Regions from separate parts of the Homo sapiens genome. Here all the other regions are linked to region 1. Evidence: chromatin contacts called from ENCODE Hi-C or POLR2A ChIA-PET data. All regions are on one chromosome and are shown on one strand. The core of a region is the stretch at or near the end of the contact, and the rest is flanking DNA. Distances in the headings are between cores, read along the strand shown.

Region 1 (4,439 bases), core at 861-3,360:
TCTAAGAACTGCATTTTAGGGTAAGAGGACATTACCCCAAAAAACTATCCTAAAAAAAAGGCATTGGGTCCAACAGCTTTGCACACCTGACCTGGGAGCCCAACAGCGTCCCTGCACAGAGGACATGGTAAACAAACTCCTGCTGGGGGGAAACATGTGAGTGACAGCATTTGTGCAGGGCGAAGGCCTCATCTCAGAGTAACACGTGAACGATCCCCAGCTCCCGCCTGCGAAATGAGATGCCAACTCCACCACCAGCAGCGGAGCTCGGAAGACGGCCGGGTAGCGTTTCCAAAACTTCCGGCATGCCCGAGAGCTCAAAGAGGCACCACTGCTTCAGCCAGCACAGCAGCCATCATGTGGAGCTGCCCCCAGACTTCCCACACTCCCTGGCGAGGTCCACAAAGCACCTAACCCAGCACCAGCCACCAGCACACATGGGCAGGGTGGCACCTGCAGCACACACGGGCAGCAAGGTCACAACAGTCCCTCCAGGCTTGTTGCGGCTCCCATTCCTCGGCATCCACATGTCCTCCCCGGCCCCCCCACTGCCGTCCCACCATTCTCTCTCCTCCCAGACACACCGGGCAGAAGGCTACAGCCAGGCCAGGGAACCTGAAGTGAGCAGCGCTCAGTCAAAAGGCCCCTTGTCAAGCACAAAGCTGTGCCGTGTCCACTGCCTTAAGCAGGACTTCTTTCTGGCCAGGTGTGGGGAAGGTTAGCAACACCAGAGCCTGAGCTTCAGCGCGAGCTGTCAGCTGGAATATCTGACAGGAAGCCTTGGATGAGTGGACACCAAGCAGGTCCGAGACTTCTTAAGACATCATAAAGGTTCCACTCAAACAGTTCACAAACTACCACACAGCCTTCTAAGATTAGACTCATTAGACTCTACTTTTTAAAAATAAGCAAAATAAAAACTGCAGATTTGAATGAAAAGTTTGATATATTCATGTGAAATGTATAAACACCACATACGAAGAAAAACATATCTAAAGACTAGCCAGGTAGAGTAGGAAAAAGGAAAGAAGCACGTGTACATCTTCTAAGATCTGGTGGGTTAGTTCCAAAGAAAAGGTGTATGGGCCGGCTTTATGTGGAAAGGAAAGGTGAGGATGACTTCAGGTCATCCTGGCAGGATGCCATGTGTTCGGTTTCGGTCTAACTAAAGTCAGCTTTAGTTAGAAACTGCTGAGACTGCTGAGGCAGACACTGCGCATCTCCAGCAAACTGAGCCACTAAGCTGCGGGCCTGGGCGAGGAGGTGACGCGCTTCTCCCCAAGTGACCTGAAGGCCCCGGCACCCTGGTCTGTTCTTACCATCGCACTTTGTTGCACATCTGGGTTGTCCTGAGAGGGGAGCCGGCAACCATGGGAACCTGGATGGGGCTGTGCTGCTTGTTCGTGACCAGATCCAGCTTTTCTTCTAAGGATTTACAAGTAGCCTCCAGGGCTTGCAATTTGGCTTCAATGCTATCCAACCGCAAGCAGATTGTCTGGTTGATGGAATACAGGAATGACTGGAAGTGAGAAAAGACCGGCTTTAGGAAGGGTCTCCTGAACTGTAAGAAGACAACCCCAAGAAACACCAAACAGCTATTTCCTGATCTCAACTCTATCTATTCAGACAGAACAATCCCCACACTGGAACTAGCTTCTGAGCTATGAGCCAGAAACATGTGAGTAACAAGTTCACATTTTACACACGAGTCACACGTCCTGTTTCAAATGTGATGATTTAGTCATGGTTTCACTTCTATGTGCAGTTGCAATTCTTGGTTAAGCCCATTTAATTTTAAAAATGTACTTTAATATGTTATTATTAATCAGTAAATTTACATATAAAACTAGTCAAATCTTCTCAACAATAAAAACAGATTACACCTAACATCGAAACAGCATAAAAGCCACAGGCCACGCACATTCACCTCACACCCCGCTGCCTAATCGGAAAAGGTGACGGGACCCCCTGTGGCCCTGACTTGGGATTTGGTCCTGAGGCTCCCGTGGGGCTCTTGAGCGGCAAGCTTGCCACCTAGTGGTTGGCAAAGCCGGGCTCCACGTCTGACCTTTCCGGCTGAGTCTCCTCCGGATTTCTAACTCCAAGTAACCACAGTGAGCAGTCACGTGCCGGACTCCAAACCCAAGAAACAGAAAACACACAAACCAGAAAGGGAAGAACTTCATTTCCCTAGCTGCCGTCCCATCCAGGAGCCACCATGAGCACACGTGGAAACGTGTTAATCACACAGGAATTGCACTGTGCAAAAGAGACACCCTCCACCAGGTCTCACCAGCAGACAGAAGGACACTCCTTCGGGTCTAGGGAGGGACAGGTTGGGGGAGTGCCCACCAGCCCTGCTTAGTACTCAGGAAGGCTGGCACCTGCCTTAAGAATCAACAGCTGAAAATAGCACAGAATTTGTGTTTTGTCTTTTCTCTCTCCTTTCCTGCCCATGACCTAAAGAGTGTGGGGTCCAAAGTGCACACATCAGAAGGAAGGGGGAGGTAGGCTCGGGACAGCAGGGGCGGCACTGTGGCAGCCACTGAGAGCTGGCCGTGGAGCTCGCAGCACAGGGGAGCGGGAGGCCGTCCCACACTGACGGGGGAGCGGGAGCCTGGCCCACATTGAAGCTGGAACCGCTTTCCCACTAACTGCAGCTGACCTACAACACTGCTTACACCCACTCTCCTTTCTGATCTCAAGGGAATCTGCAGAATATCAAAACTGCAGTGATATCCTACAACATGTAGCTGGCATGGAAACCTGGTGTACATAGTGGCAGGGACAGCACTGCAGGAGGGAAAATCCACATATTGCCCAACAACTCACCTTTTCTCAGGTCACCACCTCTCCTGGCAAGATTCACCACTGGGCACTGATATAGACAGGAGCTAAAGAAACCAACTGAAACTCACCCTCCCTGACTGACTACTCTCTGTTTAAGGCGCGTGTGAGAGAGGGAAGGAACCACGGCATCAGGTGGACCCAAGCCCACGTGATGACACTCAATCAGCTTATCTACAAAGGAGGCACGGTCCATGGCATGACAAACATGCATCGTCTTGAAAAGCAACAATAGGTGGCTGAATCCCTGAATGGCCACTGATAACCCCGCTATTTTCAACAACCAGAGAACATCAAATGTTTGGCTCTCAAATTCTTTAAACAGTACACCCATATTATTTTAATTCTGAATTACCAATGATTCTGCCTGGGGTTTTGGGAAAAATCACTCTTATATACCAATAAAACAACCTAGAGCCACGCACACGACTCTACGCAAGTCACATTCAACCGGGGGCCCACCCTCTTCTCAACAGTGGGACAAGGACAAAGGCAGGGCCACTTCCATGCCCACTTTATATATTTCTGTGCTATGTGTAATAGATGTGTCTTCTGTGATAAAATCACAACTGCGTTTTATTTAGGAAATGATAACGCAGTGTTTACTAAAAGAGCCACATCCTATCCATTGGTTGGAAATAGGCATTTTACAGTGAATTTATTTGTAAGTTTTTCATACACATTTACACTGCTTCTCCTTGTTAACAAAACAAATTAAATATTACCAAATAGACACCCTGTGTAAGTAGAGGAATTATATGAAAAGTGACTTTGGTTTTGTGTTGCTCTCATAACCTTCTCACATGTGCCGATATTTACCTCTGTGACTGCAAACACTGGAACCAACCAAGCAAATTCAAAGATCCAAAAATAATTAACTGAATGAGCAGTTCCCAAGAACCCCATCTAGTAAACTTTAGAATCTAAGTGACTTAAATGGCAGACACAGAAGTCATTCATCACTGGTAGAAATTTCACTTTCCTTCCATCCAAAATGGGCCTGCAGGTGTGTGGGAAGATGCCTCCTTCAGCAGCATCTCAAGGTAAACAATTCTTACTCTTTGTGCTCTTCAAGAGAAAAAATGGCTCACACTCTTCTGTAGCAGGCTGCCTGGTGACATAGCCACACCCTAAAGTGATATATCCACATCCTAACCGCCAGAACCTACCCATGTGGTCTCTTTGGAAACTGTGGAGATGTAATTTAGAAACTCTTTGGGTCTGTGTAGATGTAATTTAGTCAATGAGATCAACCTGGATTAGGGTGGGCCTTAAATCCAATGACAAGTCCTTACTAGAGGAGAGAAGGGGAAACAGTCACAGACACACAGAGGTGGCAGCAACATGAAGAGGAAGGCACAGCTGGAAGGAGCCCCACAAGCTGAGGCAGGGCCGGAGCCACTAGAAGCTGGAAGAGGCAGGAAGGATCCACCTTGTAGAACCTTTGGAGGGAGCGAGCCCCTGCCTGCATCTTGGTTTTGGATCTCTGGCCTCCACAGCTGAGAGGCTACATTTGTAAGCCATCCCATTGATGGTAATTTGTTATAGCAGCCCTTGAAATCTGCAATGCACTACACATCACAGAACACTGC
Region 2 (4,439 bases), core at 1,321-3,820, 200 kb before region 1:
CCACTGCTCCGTGTGCACCTCACAAGCCTCTGGCCTCGGCTCCCGGCCATTGGTGGAGCCGCCGGCCACGCTCTGGCTGCCCCTGAGGGTGCCACCAGGCCAGCTGCCCCGAGCAGGGGAGGGCGGCCTCTCCTGCAGCACGAGGCCTACCTGAGGGGCAGTAGGAGGATGAGTTGGGCATTCTCCACGAGAAGCTCTTGACCACCAGGCTCTGGCCCCACTGCTTGCGCCGCCACGCCGTGCGGCACTTGGAGTCGATGCTCTGCTTGATTCGGTACCAGTCAGATTCTGTGATGCCAAATTTATAGAAAAGGTGACCTGGAAGGACACATCCAAGGAGAAGGGGTGAGGCCTGTTTGGGACAGCCACCAGGAGCTGCCTGGCTGCAGGGTCAGGGCCCACTGAAGAGGCCTCACCCAGGCACCCCAGCCCACCAGGCCGGCCCCATCTTCCTGCAAGGGTCTGGAAAGGCCCACTGCACAGAAGGTGCTTAGCTGGCCCACAGGCGGGGCTCCCCACGAGATATAAATTCTCACTAAGGTGTCATGACACACTCTTTCCATTTACTTAAGTTCTTGATCCCTCTGACTTGGTCGGCCCATACCAGGTGCACACTTGGGGCGCTCACAAGATTCCCAGACCTTCCATGCTCCAACTTCCCTCTGCCCTGAACTCGCAGCAGCACCTAAGGTCCTGAATGCCCAGAGGGTGAGATCAGGGACCTCAACAATTGGATCAGAACTCGCTGGTCCTCCGCCTACTCAGACCTGCTCGGCCACCGCCTTCCCTTCCTTCATGTCTTGGCTTCACCATCCCCCTGGATAACCACCTGACCCTCCCGCCCTCCTGGGCTCCCACCCTCCTCCCACTTGTTTTGTCAGAGCACTGACCACCTTCTGGCATTTGGAGAATTCATGTGTGTATTGTTACTCTGTCCCCCTTACAAACACAGTTTCGAGAATTCAGGTGTGTATTGTTACTGTTCCCCTGGCAAACACAGTTTGGAGAATTCACGTGTGTATTGTTATTCTGTTCCCCTGGCAAACACAGTTTGGAGAATTCACGTGTGTATTGTTATTCTGTTCCCCTGGCAAACACAGTTTGCAGAATTCAAGTATGTATTGTTACTCTGTCCCCCTCACAAACACAGTTTGGAGAATTCACGTTATGTATTGTTATTCTGTTCCCCTCGCAAACACAGTTTGGAGAATTCACGTATGTATTGTTACTGTCCCCCTCATAAACACGGGCCTTTGTTGTGTCCACCCATGGATGTCAGGCACCCAGAACATTCTGGTGCACAGTGGCTGCTCCTGTGTAAATAGTGATTACAACGGACTGCAACACACCCTCCCATCGCTGCTCAGGTCCGGGGCTTGCTTATGTCATTCCCAATGCCTCTCCATCGTGCTTTCTCAACTAGAGCACAAACTCCTTACGGACAGGGCCTGTGTCCTCATCCCTGGAGTCCCTATACCACAAGCCGAGTGGGCACAACCTACTCTCACTGTGGGGCCAAAGCCAGGTGCATTGTCTTCCTGGGGCTCACCGTGCACACGCAGAGAACTGTCTTGGGACCCCCAGGTCTCTACCACCTGCGCTACGGAGAGCTCTCAGCACGCCCTGAGCAGCATCCAGAGATGCCCTGTATTCAACAGGGAGAAAACTGAGGATCCGAAGGCCACGGCGGAGCAGGTGACAGGATGGAGCCAGCGCCCCACTGCATGCCTGGCCACTTCCCACTAGGCCACAGGACCCCATCCCTGTAGCGATGACGAATCTGGGCATGATGGGAAGGGCTCTTCAATGCAGTGGCCTCTCTAGCTGGCTCATGCAACTTCACTAATTTACAGGAAAATACAGGATGGAATCCAAAATTGTAGTAATAAAAAGATTAAGCTGAAAAGCGTCCTGTTTTGACTACCAAGAGCCTCAAGTTTGGACTCTACTGCCCAAACCCTAAAAATCTGTTCCCATTGAGACTAAAATGGTGGAAATAATTAAAACAGAGAAAGAAGTGTTTGGGTTTTTTTAAGTACTCTATTAGGTATCAAAAGTCCCTCGGGTTTTGGAAACATGCCTCTTGACTTTCTTATCAGTAGATACTTGAGACACGTTTTGACTCTCTGTATAATCACAACAAACCTGTCTGTGCTACAGACAAAAAGAAACCAGCCAGGACAGTGGGATTTGTAGGATGAGAGGGAAGAACACCCTAAAGTCGTTTCGGCAGCACATTTTCATCCTCATGCATAAAGAAGCCATACAGGAAGCAGCCGCTCTTTGGCTTCCAATTCTCGGGTCATCTCTAAAATACTCCAAGTCACCCTCAGATCTTGGCTGGGTGACTGGGGCGCCTCAGGAAGCCCCAGGCTGAGCAACTTTAGTGACTCACAGAGGAACCCAGCCGCTGGCTGTGGTCATGGGGGAACCTAACCATTAAAATCACTAGGAAATCCTTACAGGAGAGCCCAGCTGCTGCCAGAGGTTGCACCATAGTTACCGGAAAACCCAGCTTTCAAACTGCACTTCAATAGTTTCATGAGAGCCCAACTACTGACTTTAGATACAAAGCAGCCCAGCTGCTGCCACCGGGAGGCAAGAAAGAAACAGCCATCCCACCAGCAGGAAAACGTCTTTGGAGCACGAGTCGATAAAAAGAAACATCCTCAGAACCGCCCTCCTGTGACCCTCCGACCTTCACACTCCAGGAGAAAAATTCCATAGACTTTGAAGGATGAATGAGTCCACACAAAATTTAAAAACGGGTTAGTAACAGGAAAGAAGATAAATCTAAAACACCCAGGTGTATAGGTAAGAGAAATGAGTGAAAACATTCACATTTAAATTCAACTTTGTAAAAATTAAGTTGCCAGTTCAAACCCTGACTCATACTTATTAAATAAAAAATATATATTCATCTGGTTACCCGCCACCGAGTTTCCACTGTCCTCAGACATCAAATTATCTAATTCCTTCCGTCTGCGCTCCAGGCCCCAGCCTGGGCGAATGCTCCCTGCCGGCCACCAAGGAGATCCAGAGAATGGACCAGCCGCCCAAGTGCTGCCCGCAGAGCGCGGCGGGTGAGGAGGGCGAGGATCTGAAAATGCACAGATGGGTGCAGGTGCTGCCCGCAGATGCTACTGGACAGCAGCTGGGGCAAGCGCCCACTTCTGGGCAGCCCTCGGGGCTCGGATTCCTTTACCTTTTCTGACAGCACTGAGCAGCCGCACTTAACAGGGAGTGGGAAAAATCCTATCATGATGGGATCAAAAGATCACCTTGAATTTAACTGCCATTTTCCACTTTAAGCATTTGATCTCATGTTATTTGATGGACTTTTTTTAAAAAGCCTCATGAAGTAGGAATGTCACTACTCTCATCACTTTGGTTTTGAGGCAAAAGCCAGAAAAAGGAGAAGTGATGTGTCCAAGTCCAATTACTAGTTAGGAGTGAACACCGGCCTTAAAGTGCAAGCTTCCTGGGCCCACCAGGTGGAGAAGCAGCGGCCCTCACTGGATCCTAGGAACCCATGAGAGGTGCTCAGGGAGACGGGAAGAACACGCACAGCCCCGCACACGTGCCTCTGCTGTCCTGAGCTCCCTCAGCCCAAGGCACCCGCAGGCCCTGCTCTGGGAGGCCTAGTCGGACTTCAATCGAGGCAGAAGTCTCCCCCCTGAGCAGTGCCCAGGACACAAGGAGAACAGAAGTGCTCGGCATCCGGCTGCTGAGGCTCATGGGATCCCCACAGCGTGGCGTCACCTGGGAGGAGAACACCCTGTCTGGCCTCAGTCCCTGCTTTCCCCAGCCATATCCCTACACTATGCCCACTGAGGCCCCTCAAGGCCAGGACGGGCTTGCCTTCCAGGCTCAGCCAGGCAGCATCCCTGCCACCGTGCACGCCTCTATTTTCCTGGCGAGCTGTCCTGCAGTCCCCAAAGAGCTAAAGAGTCTCCATTACACCGTTAGTTGCCTTCCCACTTTCCAGAACCCCCGTTACTGACTCTGGTGGTTCAAATCACAAGCCGATTCCCAGCTCTCCATCTGTGGGGCCATGAGAGGCACTGTGGGAAGCGAGACAAGAGAGCCAGGAGGGCTTGTCATCCTGTGCCTTGGTGGGTGGCATGTGGCTTTATTAGTCACAAAGGAATGAAGAGCACCACCTGCTAACGCACTCTCATGTGCAAGGGAAGGCAGCACAAAACCGAGTGCCAACAACTGATTTCTTCAAATTACAGACTCGACGTGACAGCGCTGCCTAGAAAAACAAAAGGCATCTCGAAGCCTCTGCCCGATGGAAGCCAGCTGACATGCTCCCTCCCGGGGGAAGCACGCACAGCCCACACCCCGTGCACCTCACATGTGCAGCCTCCAGGCCAAGCCGGCCACCTTCTTCAAGCCTGCTGACTCATTCCTTTATGAGAAAAAATGATGGAGAG
Region 3 (4,439 bases), core at 1,170-3,669, 180 kb before region 1:
TGGCACTGAAATGAGGCTGGGCAAGAAGGCACTGGGCCAGATTCCTCCCTGGGGCACTTAAACGGGGCCACAGGGAAAGAATCGATGTGGTGACGGGTGGAGGTGGGGCTCCATGGCAGCCACGGTCAGGAGCAAGCCCTCGGCAGCAAGGTATAAATAAGCCAAAGTGACAGGGGCAGATGAGTGACACGGACAGACCACATGCAGAGAGTGAGGGCGCCAATGGAGGGTGCCACCGGCCAGTGTGAGCCGCAGGGAGAAGGCAGATAGAGTGAGCTCCAGAGTCCTGACCCACGGACACCCAGGTCCTCTTGCCGGGCACCCGGAGCGCCTGGAATCCAGTTCCCGAGGCCTTGGCGGGGGCTGCTGCTCCAGGACCCCCTGGTTATGGCTGGGATGAGTTTGCAGAGGATGCCCCCACCACCAAGCTCACACCTATAAACACTGATCATACAAAGTGTGTCATTCTTGTCACACCAACTAAAACTGCCTTCGGAAGGCAGGGGAAAAGTACTCAGGGCACAACACTGCTCCAAGAATGGAATTCTCTGCAAGTCCAGCTGCTGAAACTGCCTTTTGTCACCTGGGACCAGTTTTATCCACAGCTGCTGAGGTCACTTGCTCCAACTCCAGAAGGAATTCTGCTCACAGCTGTCACACTGACCAGCACGTCCCAGGTCCTCAGAACTTTCCCAGCGCCAGTGAACTTTCTCAAAGAGCAATAGGTAACCTTCTCCTTTCTTGTAAAACCACCAACCTTCTACTGCTTCTCCAACCTCCACCATTTACCTGGTCGGCACATATGCCCCAAGATGCAATCCTTTCTTCCCAAATAAAACGTTAAACTTGGAAATTCGCCTCTACATTTTTATTTTGACTTGAACATACCCCAGCAACCGTGAGACCCCGAGGACACGAGTGACCTTCCCTGCTCCTGGTTCCTTCGTGTGCACAACAGGCCGTGCTGTCTCCTGGAGCCTGGGGCCTGGCACCTGGGAGCTCAGCCAGAGCGGCCCCAGCAACCTCCCTGTAGCTCCAGCAGTGCCATCCCTGTGGTCAGCGTGGACCTGGCCTCCCAGTGGCCCCAAGTCCCCCCATAGCTCCAGTACTGCTGTCCCTGCAGCGTGAACCCGGCCTCCCAGTGGCCCTGTATTCCATGGAGGCCTGGGCCCCCTGCCCTCCTGAGCCTCACAGTGACCAGCCAGCCTCACACGCTGCTGACCCTCAGTAGTGGCCAACCCCGTGTCTGTCGGAGGGCACAGGCCACCATCCCCATGGAGCTCAGGCCTGCTGCCTGGGCAGGGGCCCTCCAGGAAGCCTGGCACTTAGGGGTGGCAGCTCAAGCTTGTTGGGGGTGGGGAGCTGGCCGGGCAGTCAGGGCCCGTCATGTGCGACTTTGGGCCAATCCCATCCCCTCTGGGCCTCTGTTCCCATTTACCAGAGAAAGATGGTCTCCGCTGAGCCAACCACCTTCATCCAAACCGAAGGACAGAAACCACCTCTGCTGAGCCTGGAAGCAGCCAAGGGAGTGGAGAAGCCGGCGGGGATCCCCAGGTTGGGCCACACACACCCCAGTGAGGCTGCGGGAGAGACGTGCCACCTCCCGAGGTGCAGAGTTTCGCAGGGCACAACCCACTCCCGTCTGCTCCTCCAGCACCCTGTGACCCAGGATGGGCGGGTTTCCTGTGCCCCACTTCACAGACGGGAACATTGAGGCTGGGGGGAGCTGAGTGAGGAGTTTGCGGTCCCCAGCCACACGGTGTGACTCCAGCTTTGCTCAGATGCCACACGCTGCACGCACTCCTTTACTGGATGCACCCGGCCCCGCTGGACACTGACGTGCCCCCTCCCAGGACAGCAGCAGGAGCACCCAGCCCTCCTGGATGTCCCCCTGCCCCTCTGTGCCGCAGCCCTCATGACTCACTGGGAGGCCAAAAGGAAGCCCCAAGTGATTTTCTAGCAGCACCTCCCGCAGCCCTCGGGGTGAGGCTGGGCTGTTCTGCCTGCGAGTGGTGCTAGGGGAACCTCCTGAGGGGTCCCAGGAAGGCCCCTGGCCTCCTGCCTCCACACCCCTGATTTCTTGGATCCCTTTCTTGGTCAGTGAGAGCCGACTGGGTGAAGTCACCCCTGGAGGAGGAGGGAGCTGAAGCAGCCGGTGACTCACTCACACGAGACAGTGGGCGGTGGCCAGGGCAGAGCGGGACTCCCCATTGCTGGCTAAAATCCAGACAGCGCCTTGGCCCGAGGTGTCCCTGACAGGACGAGGGTGGAGTGGCAGCTGCTGAAACCTGAACTCCTCTGCCCTGCCCCCGTCCCTTGACCTCACGCATCTAGTAGGTCAGCGCCAGAGGAAATCCTCGAAGAAAATGGGCGTCTCCCTTGCTGAGCACAGAACCGCAGTCAGTCCTGTGTGCCCGCTCCCTGGATGAGGACAGGAAGGACGTGGGGGAGAGGCCACAGTCACCCTCAGGAGCCCCCAGACCCACTGGAAAGCAGCCCAGTGAGCATCTGAGAAGTACTGCCTGTGCCTGGTGTGAGGGTGCAAGGCGGGGGGCCGTGTGGCCAGGCAGCCTAGGGTTGCGCCAAAGCCCAGCAGGTATGGGACGAGCAGGACCAGACTGGGAGGGGCTCGGGGGAGCGGCGACCTGTGCTGAGCTTGAGTTGTGGCTGGGCTGGGAGGCCGGACAAAGGTGTGTTTCCTCTGGCCATGCAGGGGTCAGGCGGTGGTGCTGGGGAGGACGATGTGGGAGGAAGATGGGGCTGGGATGAGGGGCCAGGGCTGAGCTCAGCAGGTATTGGGAGGTGCCATGGGGCTGTGAACATGCATAGGTGGGGAGGCTGGGGCGGGGGCAGAGCAGGGGACAGTCCTGGAGCCAGCAGACAGGAGGAGGCATCTCTACAGCACCCCAGGCTTGGAGACAGGGCTGGCTCACCTCAAAGGGGGCCATGGGAGAGAGGAAGGTGGGCATCAGGGCTGGCCTGCCCCGGCCCCAGGAATACGTGGGAGTTGAGCTGCATGAGGGGTGGCCAGCCTAGGGCAGGGCAGGAGCCACGGGGCGTCCGCTCCTCTCTGTGGGTTTTGGTGTGGGAGGAGGAAGGACAAGCTCCTCCTGGAAGCAAAGGGGCCTGAGGACCCAGGAGCAGAGTGACCTTGTGGGCAGGGCCGTCCCTGAGGCCTGCTACATGCAGAGGACGTGGCCCCTGTGGCCAGCTTGGTGCCAGGAGCAGGTCCTGGGGGGTGGGGAGTAAGTCTCCCAGGGGCCGAGCTCCATGAGTGCATGTGGCGTGGACACTGGGCCTGCCACAGGGAGGCTGGTGTGGGCAGGAGGCTCCCTGGGAAGTGGAGAAGCGCTTTCTGTGAGCTTGTTCCAGGGCTCTGGTCAGCCCAGCCCGGGGTCTCATGGCCACACAGGTCAGCAGGAAGGGGAAGATGCCCCAGCAAGGAGGCAGGAAGGTGGCCTCTGCCCGGTGCATCAGTCTCGGAGGTGGGGGACCCAGGGTTTGTTCTCAGCAGGCCTCCTCTCCTCCTCTGCCTCACAGGCACCTCTGGGATGGGAGAGGCGGTGTCTGCAGGGCCCTTCCCACAAAGTCTGTCCATCTGCCACTGCTGCTGCTGCAAGGGGCTACGGGTCCTCTGGCGACTCTGAACCCCTCGGAAAAGGGAGGCTTGAGCTGCCCACTGCACCCTTGACCCCTTCTGAGCCTCTCGGCAAAGTCCCAATCCACCCTCCTCAGGAGGTCCCAGGGACTTGCCCACATGGGCACCCCATGCCCTCAGCCAACCAACCCCACCATGGCCCACACGCCTGCCCCTCCCTCTGTCTCCTTGGGGCCCCGCACACGTTGGCACAGAACATCTCCCTGCTGGGTGACCTCTTCCCGCGAGCGGCCCAGGACAAGTGCAGCTTTCTGGGCAGACACTGGGAGCGGGCATTCCCGATTCACAGAGGACTCACCTCGGCGTACTACAGCGGCCTGGCAGAGCCCAGCCTGCAACAGGGGCCTCGTATGCATCTGTTGAGTACACCAGTGAATCCCAATCCCCCAGTTCGTTTTCTACCCCACAGGCCCAACCACTGGGTGGGGTGGGGGAGGCATTTCGCTGGACGCCATGGAGACGCAGTATCGTCTGGGAACCTGAGTCTCTGTAAACCCCGGGGTCGGACAGACCAGTGCCAGCAAGCTCCTTCGCAGAGAGGAACTCAGACACGAATCCCTGGAGACTCCTAGTTCTCATACAGAGCTTGTTTTTTACTTCCATGTTCAAAGTCCGGATTTTCACAGGTCTGCTTCTCCCGGGGGCCACGCCTGCATTTCTGCGAACGATCCCCAGCTGTCCCTAATGAAACGTGCTCCTCCACTGAGAGGGAGCCCAGCCCCACTCAAGTGGGTCAGAGCTCGTCCGTAGGAGGCTGTGTGGGGGTCACGCCACCACAGGA

What was found. A loop is a pair of places that touch in the nucleus more often than their neighbours do. ChIA-PET counts read pairs that join two places held with the same protein, here RNA polymerase II (POLR2A). Pooled maps may share reads with other maps.
Region 2: a map of Calu3 shows a loop between it and region 1 (5-fold over the local background). The contact joins two enhancer-like sites. A Hi-C loop is called at or near these places in 7 of 168 maps with a recorded cell type or tissue (CD4-positive, alpha-beta T cell, Calu3, aorta and 3 more), 3 of 37 single-sample maps with no recorded cell type and 13 of 50 pooled maps.
Region 3: a pooled map shows a loop between it and region 1 (4-fold over the local background). The contact joins two enhancer-like sites. A Hi-C loop is called at or near these places in 2 of 37 single-sample maps with no recorded cell type and 4 of 50 pooled maps. POLR2A ChIA-PET finds 5 or more read pairs at or near these places in 1 of 52 experiments (K562).

The regions. Positions count from the first base shown.
Region 1 is chr16:29,113,207-29,117,645 of GRCh38, reverse strand. It overlaps the pseudogene RRN3P2. Among named protein-coding and RNA genes, the nearest start is that of LAT, 130 kb to the right of the region's middle. RefSeq lists an enhancer at 1,971-2,519. Within about 2 kb of position 2,110, at least 21 of the 41 ENCODE cell types and tissues checked have a DNase peak (open chromatin) inside an H3K27ac peak, as active enhancers do.
Region 2 is chr16:29,316,807-29,321,245 of GRCh38, reverse strand. It overlaps the pseudogene SNX29P2. Among named protein-coding and RNA genes, the nearest start is that of NPIPB11, 88 kb to the left of the region's middle. RefSeq lists an enhancer at 1,150-1,650. Within about 2 kb of position 2,570, at least 9 of the 41 ENCODE cell types and tissues checked have a DNase peak (open chromatin) inside an H3K27ac peak, as active enhancers do.
Region 3 is chr16:29,288,876-29,293,314 of GRCh38, reverse strand. It overlaps LOC105371159 (a long non-coding RNA gene), which reads left to right. Exons shown (of 3, transcript XR_007065044.1): 2 at 594-2,500. Among named protein-coding and RNA genes, the nearest start is that of NPIPB11, 120 kb to the left of the region's middle. Within about 2 kb of position 2,419, at least 8 of the 41 ENCODE cell types and tissues checked have a DNase peak (open chromatin) inside an H3K27ac peak, as active enhancers do.